Regions from separate parts of the Homo sapiens genome. Here region 2 is linked to region 1. A link is a loop called in an ENCODE intact Hi-C map of the cell type or tissue named here. Cell type or tissue: dorsolateral prefrontal cortex. All regions are shown on one strand. Region 1 overlaps SH3KBP1 (SH3 domain containing kinase binding protein 1). Region 2 overlaps SH3KBP1 (SH3 domain containing kinase binding protein 1).

What was found. Peaks named below come from ENCODE experiments on the same cell type or tissue, not always from the same donor. Only the 100,000 strongest peaks of a DNase experiment are listed, where the experiment ranks them.
Region 2: it touches region 1 in a loop (1.8-fold over the local background); 10 of 110 quality-filtered maps call a loop at or near these places.

What each region holds. Positions count from the first base shown.
Region 1 is chrX:19,668,644-19,676,643 of GRCh38, reverse strand. All of the region lies in intron 6 of SH3KBP1 (SH3 domain containing kinase binding protein 1), which reads left to right. Among named protein-coding and RNA genes, the nearest start is that of MAP3K15, 160 kb to the right of the region's middle. In dorsolateral prefrontal cortex, no CTCF peak of the experiment used is centred here; DNase peaks (open chromatin) are centred at 3,055 and 5,609; H3K4me3 peaks cover 1,995 bases; H3K27ac peaks cover 2,673 bases; H3K27me3 peaks cover 2,394 bases.
Region 2 is chrX:19,717,466-19,725,465 of GRCh38, reverse strand. All of the region lies in intron 3 of SH3KBP1 (SH3 domain containing kinase binding protein 1), which reads left to right. Among named protein-coding and RNA genes, the nearest start is that of SH3KBP1, 170 kb to the left of the region's middle. RefSeq lists an enhancer at 2,489-2,989. In dorsolateral prefrontal cortex, no CTCF peak of the experiment used is centred here; a DNase peak (open chromatin) is centred at 3,225; H3K27me3 peaks cover 3,630 bases.

The DNA.
Region 1 (8,000 bases):
TGTATTTAATTTTTGTGGGTACATAATAGGTGTATTTATGTGGCACATGAGATGTTTTGATACAGGCATGCACTGTGAAATAAGCACATCATGGAGAATGGGGTATCCATCCCCTCAAGCATTTATCCGTTGAGTTATAAACAATAAAATTATACTCTTTAAGTTATTTTAAAATGTGCAATTATTATTGACTATAGTAATCCTGTTGTGCTACCAAACAGTAGGTCTTATTCATTCTTTCTATTTTTTATGTACGCATTAACCATCCCCGCCTCCCACCCAGCCCCCACCCAGGTAGTCTTTTTATCCATTCTAGTAAAAATTTATTAAGCTGCATAATCATATAAAATTAAAACATGTCAATAAGGTGATGATCTTAGTTCCTTAAAAATGAGAGATCTATGTCCTAATCCTTTGAAGACTAGAAATAAGCTCTAGAGAACTCCAGAAGCTAATGAGATATATACTCTTTGACTAATTAAACACAAGGGTCAAAACCTTGTTGTGATTATCTGAGACCTAGAGTATTGGCTGTCCCTCGTTTTGGTTGAAAAATAAGATTGTGTCTCTTGAGTTGTTGGAAAACCTGTGGTTTTTAATGAGCAGATGGTATTAAGATGCCCACTGGTTGCCTGGGTTGAATGAAGTGTTTGGGATTTTCAGACTTTGGCTTCTCTCTCCTCAGAGTGTCTCAGTTTTGTTTCCTGATCTGGAAAAAGTAAGGAAGGAGGAGGGGAGTTGGTAGGGAAAGGGAAACAGAAACAGTGAACCAGTATTACAGGATTATTCTTTGTCATGTTGGGTGCTGCTTTCTGTTTTATATATGTTTGATGTGAACTTTCTAAAACACTCAGCCTAGCGTATTTTCTAAGAAATATTTAGTTGCAGCCAGATTGTCACCAAGAATCATATTCCCAGAAGGTTTTCAAATTGTGTTAAGAGTATAGTGGTTGGCCGGGTGTGGTGGCTCACGCCTATAATCCCAGCCAAGGCAGGTGGATCATGAGTTCAGGAAATGGAGACCATCCTGGCTAACACTGTGAAACCCAGTCTCTACTAAAAATTCAAAAAATTAGCTGGGCATGGTAGCATGCGCCTGTAGTCCCAGCTACTTGGAAGCCTGAGGCAGGAGAATCGCTTGAACCCGGGAGGTGGAGGTTGCAATGAGCTGAGATTGCGCCACTGTACTCCAGCCTGGGCGACAGAGCGAGACTCTGGAAAAAAAAAAAAAAAAGTATAGTGGTTATTAAACATGGAGGACAGATAGCCCAGGTTCAGACTTCAACTCTGCCTCTTCCTGGGACAAGTTACTTAACCACTCAGTGCTTTTGATTCCTCATCTGTAAAATTAGAGTAACAAGAGAATCTACCCCAGAGGGTTGTTGTGAGGATTAAGTAACATGTAATGGTTAGAGAAGTGCCTGGCACATAGTAATCACTTGATTAACGTTAGTTATTATTATTGTTGTCCTTATTGTTATTAGAGTAGAAAGAGTACCTATAAATGACAGTACATTTTCCAGGGTTATTTCTATTTATTTATTTATTTATTTATTTATTTATTTGAGGCAGGGTCTTGCTCTGTCACCCAGGCTGGAGTGCAGTGGCATGATCTTGGCTCACTGCAACCTCTGCCTCCCGGGTTCAAGCAATTCTTCTGCCTCAGCCTCCCGAGTAGCTGGGATTATAGGTGTGGGCCACCACGCCCGGCTGATTTTTGTATTTTTAGTAGAGACGGGGTTTCACCATGTTGGCCAGGCTGGTCTTGAACTCCTGACCTCCGGTGATCCACCTCCCTCAGCCTTCCAAAGTGCTGGGATTACAGGCATGAGCCACCATGCCTGGCCTCTTTAATTTTTTATTATGGCAAATTTCAAACTGCAAGAAGTACAATTGAATTTTGCTATATCTGTGTTAGCTGTTTGTTTCATATCACCAAGTCTTAAATGTCAGCCACTAGAAAGTAAGTGCCATAATTTGGGACCTTGTCTGTGTTAGTCACCATTTACAGTTTATGAAAATAGTTGTCAAATGATAGTTGGCCCTCAGTAAATATTTGTGGACTGGATGAATGAAGATACTGTTTTGTGCTAATCCAATTCTGGTTGGGATCTGCTTGTGGTCTAGCTAAGATTCACTCTTCCATTTGTTCATTAATTCACTCATTCATTCATTCACTGAAGCTTTATTGAATGCCTTTTATGGATCAGCAGTGTGAAGCTTTATTGAATGCCTTTTATGGATTAGCAGTGGTATCTCTGGGATTTGTATGTAAATGAACAAAGGGGTGGCAATCCATTTGGAAAGGGATTGGCTAAATGGCATGTCTAGATGTTGTATTTGCATAGTAAGTGCGGTTTTTTTTTAACCTGACAGGTTATTTATTTGGGGTGGAGCAGATCTGGTGTGGTTCATCGGAATGGAGTTAACACCTCCTACCCTAAGTCACACCTTGGATCAGCTGTCATATACAGGTTTCTCATTTAATGCTTTGGATTGTCCCTACATTGGAGAGAAAGGGGGTATGTATAAAAGTCATTATAATGTAAGGGGAAAGACTAGCAGACGCATGTCCAAAGCATCAATGAGAATAGAAAGGAAGAAACTACTAACTTTCCTCCAGGTCAAGAAGGAAGGGATGGGATATCCTTGGTCTCTTTTTAAGGAATGTGGTATTTGAGCAAGGTGTTAAAAGACGTTGGGAATTCATGGTACTAGCAGTGTGCATGTGGACAAGGAGTGAGCATGAGTATGTTGAAGGAAGAGGTGGGTTGGGCTGGGGTGCAGGGGCTGTGGTGGTGGTAGTGGAGGAAGTGGGCAGCTGAAGGGGAGGTGGTGCCTCTTCCTGCAGGGCTCTGCCAGCCCACTCACAAGCTGCCCTTCTTCTGGGTGGGTGGGCAAGTTGGTGAAGGAGTTCAGTTGGGCAGCAGCATGATCAGATTTATACTTTAGAGAGATAACTGGGGAGGTGCTGAGGAATGTGGACTGGAGATGGGAGAGGAAGTAGCTGGGAGACTTGCCAGCCCCGGGGCTCCATGGTCGATGACTAATTGGCCAGGCACCAGGAACTTCTAGTAGCTCTTGGAAAGGGGCAGATGGGCCCACCTCATGCACACTCTTTAAGCTGGATCGCCGTTGCCTGGGTTGGCAGCAACACTGACAAAAGAGCCAAGTTTCCTTTCAAAGAAAATTCTTTTGTGTATTTTGGGAATGAAAAAGCCAGGAGTCAGCATTCTACTATCTTCATTAATAGATAGGCTAAGAAGATAGAGACAATTTTTAAATTTGAAGTTGAGAGGGCCTTGTTAAATAGATTTACATAGATATACACATGGGCATAAACATGTATAGCTATAAATCACAGATATGTGTTTATTTATATATACCTTTGCATTCAGCAGGTTTATCTTTCTAATTAGTTTTTTAATCAACTTTTAATTTTAGAGTAGTTTTAGATTTATGGAAAAGTTGTGAAGATAATAGAGTTCCCACATACCTCACACCCGGCTTCCTCTCTTGTTAACGTCTTGCATTAACGTGGTACGTTTCATATTATCTTTTTTTTTTTTTTTTTTTTTGAGACAGAATCTTGCTCTGTTGCCCAGGCTGGAGTGCAGTGGCGCCATCTCGGCTCACTGCAACCTCCGCCCCCCACCCCCACCCGATTCAAGCAATTCTTCTGCCTCAGCCTCCTGAGTAGCTGGGATTACAGGCACCTGCCACCAGGCCTGGCTAATTTTTGTATTTTTAGTAGAGACGAGGTTTCACCATGTTGGCCAGGCTGGTCTTGAACTCCTGACCTCAAGTAATCCGCACACCTTGGCCTCCCAAAGTGCTAGGATTACAGGCGTGAGCCACCATGCCTGGCCCATATTATCATTATTGACTAACATCCATGCTTTATTCAGATGTCCTCAGTTTTTATCCAGTGTCCTTTTTCTGTTGCAGGATCCCATCCAGAATACCACATTTAGTTTTCTCATCTTGTTAGGCTTTAACAGTTTCCCAGACTTTCTTTATTTTTGATGACCATGGCAATTTTCAGTTTTGTAGAATGTCCTTAAATAAGCATTTGTCTGAAGTTATTCTCATGAGTAGATTGGAGTCGTGGGTTTTTGGGAGGAAGGCCACAGAGGTGAAGTGCTCTCATTACATCATATTAATTCCATACTTATCGCTATAGATGTTAACCTTAGTCACCTTGGCTGACGTAGGTGTTAGTCAGGTTTCTCCGCTCGAAAGTTCTGGTTTTTTCCCTCTTTCCATACTTGACTCTTTGGAAAAAGGGTACTCTGTGCCCCTCCCACTTAAAGAGTGGGGAGTTTCATTCTACCTCCTTGAGGGAGGAGTATCTAAAGAAATGATTTGGAATCCTTCTACACAGGAGATTTGTTTATTCTCCTCCGTCCTAGTTGGGTTTTGATAAGGGAATTTTTTTTATCTGTTCTCTGAATTCCAAATGCTAATTCTGTAGCACTTGTATTATATTTGTCATTTACTACCTAGTGACATCACCTACATTTGTGTGTGTGTGTGATAAGTAAACAGATTTATGTCTTATTTACCCAAGGAGATTGTAAATTTCTTGAGGACTGGGACAGCATCTTATTTAAAGCCCCTTACAGAGTTAGATACAGTGCAGGCAGTTAATAAATAGTAAGCAAATGGTTTTTAAATTAGTTTAATTAAAAATTTAAATATTAACCATAGTTAACTGAAACAGGTCATCAAAGTCTAAGCATATGAGAAATGTGGTAAGATAAGGATACTGTTTACTTGGCATCCTGATTTGTGAAATTGTCCTGAACTTGTAATTGTGGCTAATATGATATTTACTGTGTGCCAAGCACTTTTGTAAGTACTTTACATATATTATTTAATTTTCCAGACAGCCCTGTAGGTTGGTGCCATTATCCCCATTTTATAGATAAGGAAACTGAGATGAACAAAGGTTGAATAAGTTGTTCAGGATCACAAAGCCAGGAAGTAGCTCAACTGGGATTTTGATCTCAAACACTCCGGCTCCAGAGTTTTGAACACTTAACCACTGCGCTCTAGATTCATTGAAGTGGTGATTAAAATGGTATCTCTTTTGGGGGAAAGAACAAAATTGTGATTTAAATATTTCATTTCAACCTGTTAGGATGCTCCTGATGACATGGCAGCAATGTTGCTGTATTTTTCCTAGGGGGAGTATTTCCATAAAGCCACGGCTGTTTTTCCTTCTTCTGTGTGTGTGTGTGTGTATGTGTGTGTGTGTGTGTGTGTGTGTTTATGAGTAATTTTTGTGTAGTGCAACTAATTGCATTTAAAATACAGGCATGTTCATGATTGATATGTCATATACAGACTATATTCTAGATATCCCTCACTCTCTAGCCATGTGATCTGTTGAAAGATAGTGGGCTTTTTATTTCTTCTCTGGCATTTTTAAACAGACGTGATCACTAGGTCTTGCCAAATAAACACTCCCTCAGTGTGTTCCTTGTCCGAATGGTCACACCTGGGGGCCCCAGGAGGGAGCCCAGATTGCAGCAGCAACATAGGCGAGGGAGGAGGACTTCTCTCGAAGCCACCCAAGCCATGAATTGGCCCTGGCTTCCTGAACCATAAACAAATGCGAGCTTTGTTCTCCCCATTCCTCATTTGGTCCCAAGTATGACTCAGGGTTAGGCTGGGTCCTCAGGCTCCGTGCTGTTGGAAGGAAGTGGGAGGATTCCAGGGGAGTTCTGGGACCTTTTCAAACTGAAGAGAGGAGGCTGGCTGCATCATGGGAGAAGAGGTATTTCTTTTTTTTTTTTTTTGCTTTTAGAGTTGTAATAAATCCAGTTAACCTGTATCTTATCTGTATATAACATTTTGTAGCAAGACTGGGTAATGGGTTTGCATTAGTGGGTTGAAACAATGTGTGTGCCAGCTAGGATCCCACAGAGGGGAGCTATGGATAAGCTGAGGAGGAACCTATCAAGTATACGGATTATTTGCTAAAGCTGAATGTCACTCTGGAGCTATTTAGCCGTTTTAATCCCTCCCACTTTGGTCAATTTGGCCATTAATTTTTACAGATGTTTCCAATCTCTCTGTGTCTTGGGTTTTCATGTGCTCATATTGCAGAGAGAAATTTAGATGGGCAGTTTGCACAAGCGGTAACTGTTACACCATGTCACAGAGATGTTTAGCAATTACAGATGTTTGTGCAGTAAACAAATCCAGCTTGCTTTTCAGGTTAGCTTAGAGAGAAGGGTATGTCCATGCAGAGCAAGCCAGCTGTGGGGCGTTTCACTCTTGAGGGTCACCGACATTTGGAGTTTTCTTTGTGAGTGGAGCAGCTGTGAGTAGTGACTTCTGGGTGCTATTGAACTGCTTTTTTTATGATGGGGTAAAGATATTTGGCTAGTTTTGTAGTGCGGGGCATTTATAGGTATGTACTCATGTATGGAGAAAAATTAAGACACTAAATTATTTTGATTTTATAAAAGTTTGCTAGAAATAAGTGGTCTTGTTTTTCTCTGTGAGTTGTTCATATTTGTCTACCTAAAAGCAGAAGTCTGTCATTTTCCAAACACAAAATTCCCTAAATAAACCACAGGATAAGTAAGGCTTACAGTGTGTCATATGTCTTCCATATCCCTGTCTCTCATTGAAAAAAAAATTTTAAGGGGAGAATTGATGAGGTCTGTAAAATATGTCCCTTTATGTCTTTTTCTGTTGGCTTTAACTTATACTATTTTCAAAATTACAAAAAAAAAAAAATAGCGTGGCCAAAAGGAAACACATTGTTTTAACATATCATTTTAAGAGTAGGGGAACTTCTTGAAAGGTTTTTAAATGGCATCTGTTGCTTGCCTAGAAAGGAGGACAGAGGCAGATATATGAGGAGAGTGCCGTTAGGGGTTGGCTAGGATAAAAATATATTCATCGGCAATGGCTTGAGAGGATTTTCCTAGGGAAAGATAGCTTATGTTTGCTGATCTTATGCTGGATGTCTTTGTTCTGAGTTCTGATGAGTAGAAATCTGAATGAGGTATTTATATGCAAAATAAAGATGGTGAATCTTCTTCCTTGGGGAAATGAGTGAAAGCATGATTGATTGTAAGGTGTGAAAAACGTGGGAAAGTCTCAGCAGCTAGGGCCTGGAGATGGGAGAGGAATGGTAGCCCCTGGGGGGCCTGACAGGTTTTGCCTTGGTCCTGTGATGTCTGAGCTACTTGTTGCACTGGTAAGTGCTCCCTGAACCCTTTGCTTGTTTGTTTCTCAAAATGGAGGTAGCTCTGTTACTTCTCTCATTACAAGAGCTCTTTGTAATAATAATAATAATTATTATTATTATTATTATTCAAAGTTGAAGAATACAAAGAAATAAATAGAAATCATCCTCAGCTGAGTGCAGTGGCTAATGCTTGTAATCCCAGCACTTTGGGAGGCTGAGGCAGTTGGATCACTTGAGGTCAGGAGTTTGAGACTAGCCTCGGCAACATGGCAAAACCCCAACTCTACGAAAAATACAAAAATTAGCTGGGTGTGGTGGCATGCACACCTGTAGTCCCCAGCTACTCGGGAGGCTGAGGTGGGAGGATCGCCTGAGCCCGGGAGGTTGAGGCTGCAGTGAGCTGAGATCGTGTCACTGCACTCCAGCCTGGGTGACAGAGTGACAGCCTGTCTCAAAAAATATATATATATATATATATATATATATATATATATATATTACCCTCAATCCTATCATTCAGGAACAACCATAGTTAACATTTTATATGTATCCTTCCAGACTTTTTTTTTTTTTTTTTTTTGAGACACAGTCTCACCCTGTCGCCCAGGCTGGCTGGAGTGCAGTGACGTAATCTTGGCTCACTGCAACCTCTGCCTCCCAGGTTCAAGCGATTCTCCTGCCTCAGCCTCCTGAGTAGCTGGGACTACAGGCGCCCACCACCATGCCCGGCTAATTTTTGTATTTTTAGTAGGGATGGGGTTTCACCATGTTGGCCAGGCTGGTCTCAAAC
Region 2 (8,000 bases), 49 kb before region 1:
AGGGTCTCACTCTGTCACTGAGGTTGGAGTGCAGTAGCGGAATCATGGCTCACTGCAGCCTCCACCTCCAGGGCTCAAGCAATCCTTCTACCTCAGCCTACCCGAGTAGCTGGGACTACAGGTGTGTGCCACCATACCTGGCTAATTTATCTATTTTTTTTTTTTTTTTTTTTAGAGTAGAGACAGGGTCTTGCTATGTTGCCCAGGCTGGGTTCAAACTCCTGGTCTCAAGCAATCTGCCTGCCTCAACCTCCCAAAGTGCTGGGATTACAGGTGTAAGCCACCGTGCTCAGCTGTGTTCTGCATTTTAGTTGGTGGCATTACCAACCTTCACTTCCTCCCATCGACACTTTGGGGTCATTTTTAATTCTTCTTTCTTCTTCATCCCCTTATTTACTTACATGTTTTGTTCTAACTTTGTTTATGAGATGGTTGTTAAAGGTCTGTTCTGGGCTAGCCTGTAGTAATCCCCAAGGAGGCCAGCTGAGTTCCTGTTCACAGAGTCTAGGATTTGAGAATCAAACAATCCCCAGGCAGCGTGGGCAGGGTAAAGAGAACATTATACACTGGGTGCTGTGCTCTCTCATGGTTGTTATTGGTGGTGGTGGTTGCAGGGGACCATAACCCTGCCTCAAAAGCAGTCAGGGAAGGTGTCTGGGAGGGGGTCACATGTAAGCTGATGATTCAACCTTAGCCATGTCTCTTGTTCTTCCTTTTTAAAAAAATATTCCCTGGTTTCTGATTTGGACTCTTAACACTTCTTCCTATAAACCAGAAGTCAGCAAACGATGGCCCATGGGCCAAACCTGGCACTGGCTGTTTTTGTAAGTCAAGTTTTATTGGCACACAGGCACACCCATTCATTTATGTGTGGTCTATGGTTGTTTTCACCACTACAATGGCAGAGTTGAGTAGTTGCTACAGAGGCCATATGGCTCACAAAGCCTGAAACATTGACTCTCTGGCCCTTTACAGTAATAGTTTGCTGATCTCTGCGGCAGACCATTAGAAAAACCGAATTCCTGCCTGCCGGGAAGTTTCGTCTTGCAAAAAGAGATATACGTAATATATAGAAAATTTTATAATAAAGCCCTTTGAGGTAAAGACAATTAAGTGCTGAATACAATATTTAAATGCTGACAAAAATTATTGTTGGGGAGATTAATGTGGATTTATTTTTCCCTACTTTCTCTATTTTTCTCTGCTCTTTCTCTATTCTGCAAATGAATCTTCATTCATTTTTTTTCGCCTCAGGATTTTTAGACTGACACTTTCTAGATTTATAACTTCTAAGTTTACACTTTTCATGACACTCACTTTCTGCCCTCTGAGAGGGGGAGGAAAGGTATGGATCAGTTTGGAAAATGAAGTCTGGGTGAGATATAACCCCCTCTTTTAAAAAAATACACCTTTGCACCTTTCCTGTATTTACAAGGAAAGTGGGATTTGTTTAAATAAAGAGAAAAGTCTTTATCTGCTTCGAATAAATAGATAGGACGTGCATTACTAACCTGTTTGTTTGGTGGGGTCGGCGGGGGACATCTGCTTAATAATCTGCCCTTTTCTGGATGATGCTTATTCCCCACCCCACCAAGAGGGGACTGATTTGTTGTTTTTCTGATCCCCACACAATCATCTGCTCAGTAGGGCAGCTTTTGTGCTATTGGGTTGTTTACACCTCTCTGCTCTTTTAAAACATTTTCTAGTTTGACCTTTTCTTTTAGACTCATCCTAACTTTTCTTAGACTTACTATAAAAATAATACATGTTTAGTGTAAAAAATTAACAGAGTCAAGTCATGGTGTAAAGAGTCACATCAAATCCCTTCCCTGAGTCATACTTCCTGGAAGAGACTTGGTTCATGGTCATCCCTACAGATCTCTGTGTAGATATTAGGAGGAACCATAAGCAGATGCAGATAGTCATTTGATCATAAAGATGTCAATTTCAAACACATAGTGGTACATACATCTTGGCATTTTTTAAAAACACAGATGGGATCATACTGTTCAGGCTATATTGCAATTTTTGTATTAAGTTGACGAGAATCTTGGAAATCTTGCCGTATCAGTTCATTTAGAGCTATGCTTCTCTTTGCTAGTTTGTGTGGAGATACACCTATGGCTTAATTAACCAGTTCCCTGATTGAAGGACGTTTAGGATAATTCTGGTTTTTCACTATTCTGACTAATGTAGCAGTGGACATTATGCATATATCTTTGTACATTTCATGTGAGTTATCTGGAGTATAACTTCCTGAAAGTGGAATTGGTGTTTTCTTGACTCTTTTACTTTTAACACTTTTTTTTTTTTTTTTTTTTTTGAGACGGAGTCTCATTCTGTCACTCAGGCTGAAGTGCAGTGGCGTGATCTTGGCTCACTGCAGCCTCAACTTCCCAAGCTCAGGTAATCCACCTCAGCCTCCCAGGTAACTGGGATTACAGGCGTGTGTCACTACGCCTGGCTAATTTTGTTTTGTTTTGTTTTGTTTTTTGTGGAGATGGGGTTTTGCCATGTTGCCCAGGCTAGTCTCGAACTCCTGAGCTCAAGAGATCTGCCTGCCTTGGCCTCCCAAAGTGCTGGGATTACAGGCATGAGCCAGCATGCCTGGTTGAGACATTTTTTTTAGACTTCTTTTTTTTTTTTGAAGAACTGGTCAGATGCCTCTGGTCCCAGCTGGCCATGCTGACCATAGGGTCCTTCATCCTCTAGTGATACCACAGAAATGGACCTCAGTGGAAGTCAGGCAATCCCTCCAGGCAGATCCTGTGCAATTATAAACATTAGCATCAACTTCCCTCCTTCTATGGAATATTTCTGTGCTTGCAGCCCGGCAGGCACTGGGGACGGACACACACACACACACACACACACACACACACACACACACACACACCAGTGCGCACGCGCACACACACACACACACACACACACCAGTGCAGCTGAGTAGGGCTGGGAGCAAGGGGTGTGTATGAAGCCGTGTGGGTACATGGAAGCCCTAGTGACCTCTTTATACCCGAAGGATAGGGGGAAACTTGTAGTGCTTTCCAGAATTTAAGTAGTCAGAAAAGGGAGAGAAAAGTAGGGCTGAGTTGGGGGAGGGTAATGAGGCTGTGGCAGGTGTCAGCCTGCAAATTAGCTGTGCTGGCCTCCCTGGAAGAAATCATGGGCATTGAGCTCAGCCAAGCCAGGGCACCAGATGACAGAGTGGGGCTCTCGCCAGCCACTGACCCAAGTAATAAGAGGGCACTTGGCAAGCAGCTTCATGAGCACCGTGCCACGTGGCCATTTGTGGTTCAGGACTTGCGAAGTTGCCCAAAGTGGCTCTTTTGTTATGATGTGTTACTCCAAAGCTTATGAAGCATTCCAATGAACAGAGTCCAAATGTTATGTTTACTGCTTTGTTAAATATAAATAGTTTACCCTTGTACCTTTGGGTTTCCTTGGAAACTGTAATTTTTTTAAAGATAGGTTCTTGCTCTGTTGCCCAGGCTGGAGTGCAGTGGTGCAGTCATGGCTCACTGCAACCTAGAACTCATGGGCTCAAGTGGTCCTCCCATCTCAGCTTCCCGGGTAGCTGAGACTACAGGCACACATCACCATGCTCTGTTAAATTTTTTTATTTTTATTTTTTGTAGAGACAGGTTCTCGCCACGTTGCTCAGGCCTTGAAATTCTGCCCTCAAGGGATCCTTCCACCTTGACCTCCCATAGTGCTGGAATTATAGGTGTGAGCCGCTGCACCCAGCCTGGAAATTACAATCTTGAAAGCAGGGATTGGGGGTTCTTTTTATTTAAAAAATTTCCATGGAACCTGTTTGCCAGTCTGGTGAAGCCTGTGGACCCCTTTTCAGAATAATGTTGGTAAATGAATAAAAAGGGAACCAAAGAATTACAAAGGAAACCAATTATGTTAAAATAGTTGTCAAAATAGTACAAAAATACAAGCAAGACATATGCTTTATTATAGCAACATCCAGCAGTGGGTCAGGAGGTGATCATAATTTTGAAGCAGGGGTGAGTGTAAATGATAGTTCAAGATAACTGCAACTGTGAAATGAAATGAAAATATCTATTCATGTAGTGGGAAATAAATAAATTTCATAGATGCTGCTAGTACCATTGTGGTTTGTTGCTTAGATTCACGGTGAGAATAAAGGCCAAATTTCAGAAGATAGTAAAAGATGTATTTTTCTTCCCATGTAAGTTTAGACCCCCTGAATTCTATCCACACACCCCAGTTAAGGACCTCTGCTTAAGGGGTTTAGCCTTTCAGATTATGAGGAATGAATTGCAGGGATATAAACTCCCATTTGCATCAAGAAAATTCAGAAATACCTAGGCTTCCTCCCCTCTTTATTCTGATGGGGATGAGAAGGGAAACTATATTAAAAATGAGTCAAAATTTAAAAATATTATGACTACCTGCAATGAAGATCTCCCCCTACCCCCAAAAGAGAGGGTACATGTGGAATTCTTTGACACTTTCTAAATCTCCGAGCACAGTGGCCATTTTTGGTACTGATTTTAAAAACTGGGAAACCCTAGATTTGTTTATGGTGTGTATCTCCCACCCCCACAACCCACACACACATACCTCCCAGTAATTCTCTAAGATTAGGCAAGACAGAAGTATCCCAGATGAAGGTCTTTAGGATTTTCTAGACCTTTGTTACAGTTCTTCAAATGTTTGTGTCTTTTTTTCTCCTCTCCTACCCCTCATTCCCTCATCTTTTCCCCCTCCCTGCCCATTCTACCTTTAACTGTAAAAGTTAGGTGTCTGATATATTCATTTGTCAGCAGCAAAGTTTGAGAATGCCTTTAAAAATAGATATGTTAGAGGGAGTATGTTGGATAGAAAGGAGAAATCTTGTTTATGCTCAATAAATAACTTACATTTAGAACCTTCCTTCAATTTTTCCTTTGAAATTCTGTATTCTCATTTCACTTGAATGACTCTGCATGGAGCGTTTAAAAGTAGATCAAACAAAACCCTATAAATATGTTGAGTTCTTTTGGGCATTTTGCCAAAATTAGCCTTGCAGGGAAAAGCAGTGTGCTTTACGTATTGGATTTTCTCCTCTGAAAATCCAGACTCCCTCTCCTCTGGAGAGCTAGCTGCCAGGGCTGGGGGAAAGTCAAGCCAGGGACACATTAGGGAAGTGTCCCTGGTATGGCCTGCTGAGGTTGGGTTATTTGGATTGAGGGTTGTGCTGAAAGGCCAAAACCAATGCCTGGGACCAGCCTGAAGAAAGATGAAAAGCAGAGGGACGTTTAGAGACGTCACTGATTTTATGTTATGACGTGATTCCTTTATCTCACTCTGATTGGAAGGGAAGGCTGGTGAAAAAAACATTAACAGAGCTGTCTTTTAACAGATTCCTGAATGTAAAGCCAAATGGAAAAAAGGGAGAGAGTCAGGTGGAAGTAAGCCCCTTGGAAAGTAGGTCTGTCTCCATCATCCCAATTTTATACGTGAGAAAACCGAGGCAGAGAGCCACGCAGGGGTTGCAATGCTGGGTGAGTTGGGCCGTTTGTCTCTTCTGTATTGTTAACTCAGGGTTCTCTATTATTATTATTATTATTGTTATTATTATTATTATTATTATTATTATTAGTTAGAGGTGGGGTCTCACTATGTTGCCCAAGCTGGTCTTGAACTCCTGGGCTCAAGTGATCCTCCTGCCTCAGCCTCCCAAAGTGCTAGGATTACAGGTGTGAGCCACCATGCCTGGCCCCAGGGTTCTCTTTTATGTGCTTTAATGCTTTAAGTGAAGACCACGTATCCATGAGCAGTGAAATCAGAGCCCCTGCACCCTTTCACATGGCTAATTCACATATCATTTTTATAAGATATAGTTGAGGTGGAGGATGTTGAGTTCTTCATGCTCATGGCACCAAAATTACAGATGTGGCTTCTAAAGAAATATCAGATGACAATGTTAATGTTAAAATATACATATACAGCTCCTCTTTGCAGAAACTCAGTTTATTCAATGGATGGCCCCTTTGACTATTACGTTGGAAGTAGAAACTTGATTTGGGGGGGTCAGATGTTAATTGCCCAAATTTAAGACAGTTTTCAGTGACTTCTTTAAATGAGGCATTAGACTCTGAAGTTCATAGGGCTGAGGAGGGCCTGGATCGGGGATTTTCTAGATATATGGCACCTGGGGTCCACATAGGGATCTAGAGTGGTGCAGTGGCATCGCCCTAACCATCATGAGGCAGATGTGAGTGAGTCGAATTGGTTGATACAGATGTGCGTGAAAGAGCTGAGAGGTGTCAGGGTTGAAAAGATGGAGACAGACAGCAACCGACACTCACAGATAACAAAAACACAATGGAAGGAGGACAGTGCTAGAGAAAAGCAATGGTTGTTAGGAGAACCCAGAGAAGGGGCCCCCACGGCTGAATGAATGAGTATGTATGTGTGTGTGTATGTATGTGTTCCCATGAGTGAGGGGCGAGCTCGGAAGATGGACACCACAGGGCCCCTCCACCTAGTGAGAGATGGCTGTCTGGGCTGTGTAGGCTGGTGGTGTCTGGCCAGGGAAGATAACCTTGGCTTGGTCACTGATGGAATAGTATGGGCCTCCTCAGGGTTCTGTAACAGCATCTGATCAGAATAATGACTAATGTGGGCTACAGATGTGGAGCCCTGTCTCTGAGCTCACACCTCCTGCTGTGTTCGTAGACCAGCCACAACCAGTTGTCATTGGGAGGTCCGAGGCCCCTTGTCATTCAGCCCCATGAAAAGCACCTTTCTTGCTGATTGAATTGATATTTATTTCTTTCAAAACACCAACTCACTTTACCATTAATGTAATCAAAGTGTGATCAGAAAGGTAAGTTTCATAATGCAAGGTAATTATTTTAATAGGTGACTGTGATGTTTTTAAAAAGTGATTACAGTATATTACGTGCTCTTTGTGAAGACAAATTGATATTGTAGAAGCATTTAAATGAGTTTCTACCCTTCCCCCAATCTGCCTCCCCTGAAGTATCACTGTTACTTTGGGGTATAGCCTTCCATACCATTTTCTGTGCTTACACAAGTGTGTCCGTGTACATATACCCCCTTTCTCTCATTCATTTGTATCTTTTTTTGAGACAGTCTCTTACTCTGTTGCCCTCATTCATTTAATTGTATTAGACCTTCATAAATTAGTTGAATGTTGAATGGATTCATTTATTTATTAATGAACATTTGTTGAATGTATACTCTGTGCTAGGTTCCGAGTTATCAGGAGTAACTAAAATGCTACATGCTGCTTAGAGTTATGAGTGTGTGTGTGTGTGTGTGTGTGTGTGTGTGTGTGTGTGTATTTATAAAATTGGGATCATAGTATACATATTACGTGATTTAGTCTTTTAGTGTACTATGGACACCTTTTCACACTGATACACGTAGAGCTACTTGTTATATTTAATGGCTGCTGGATATACCTTCCCCTCCCAGTAGACATCCAGGTTTCACATGTAGATCTCTGTGCATATATGCATTTGCTATTAGAAACAATGCTGCCCTGAACCTTCTTATACATATATCTTTGCCTACTTAAACCAAATGTTTTCTGTCTTTTAAGGGGACCGAATATAAAATCAAACATACGTCATTTCTTGTTCATATATAGCCCTGCTCTACGGTTTAGTAAAGTTAATTCACAGGGGGCCATACGTTTGTAAGAGGAAAGCAGTTAGAGGCATAGATTAGCATTATTTAGTATTACAGATGCTTCAGACTACAAAGTTGATGGAGAATGAGTTGGTCAATTAATTGACCAACTTCGACACACCAACAAGACTGCAGGGTCTACCATCTTTCCATCCCTATAGCATCAACAATTCCAGATGGCATTGACTTTTGTTTGTTTGGTATATATATATTTTTGTTTTGAGACAGAGTCTCACTCCGTTGCCCAGGCTGAAGTGCAGTGGCACAATCATGGCTCACTGCAGCCTTGACCTCCTGGGCTCAAGCAGTCTTCCTGCCTCAAC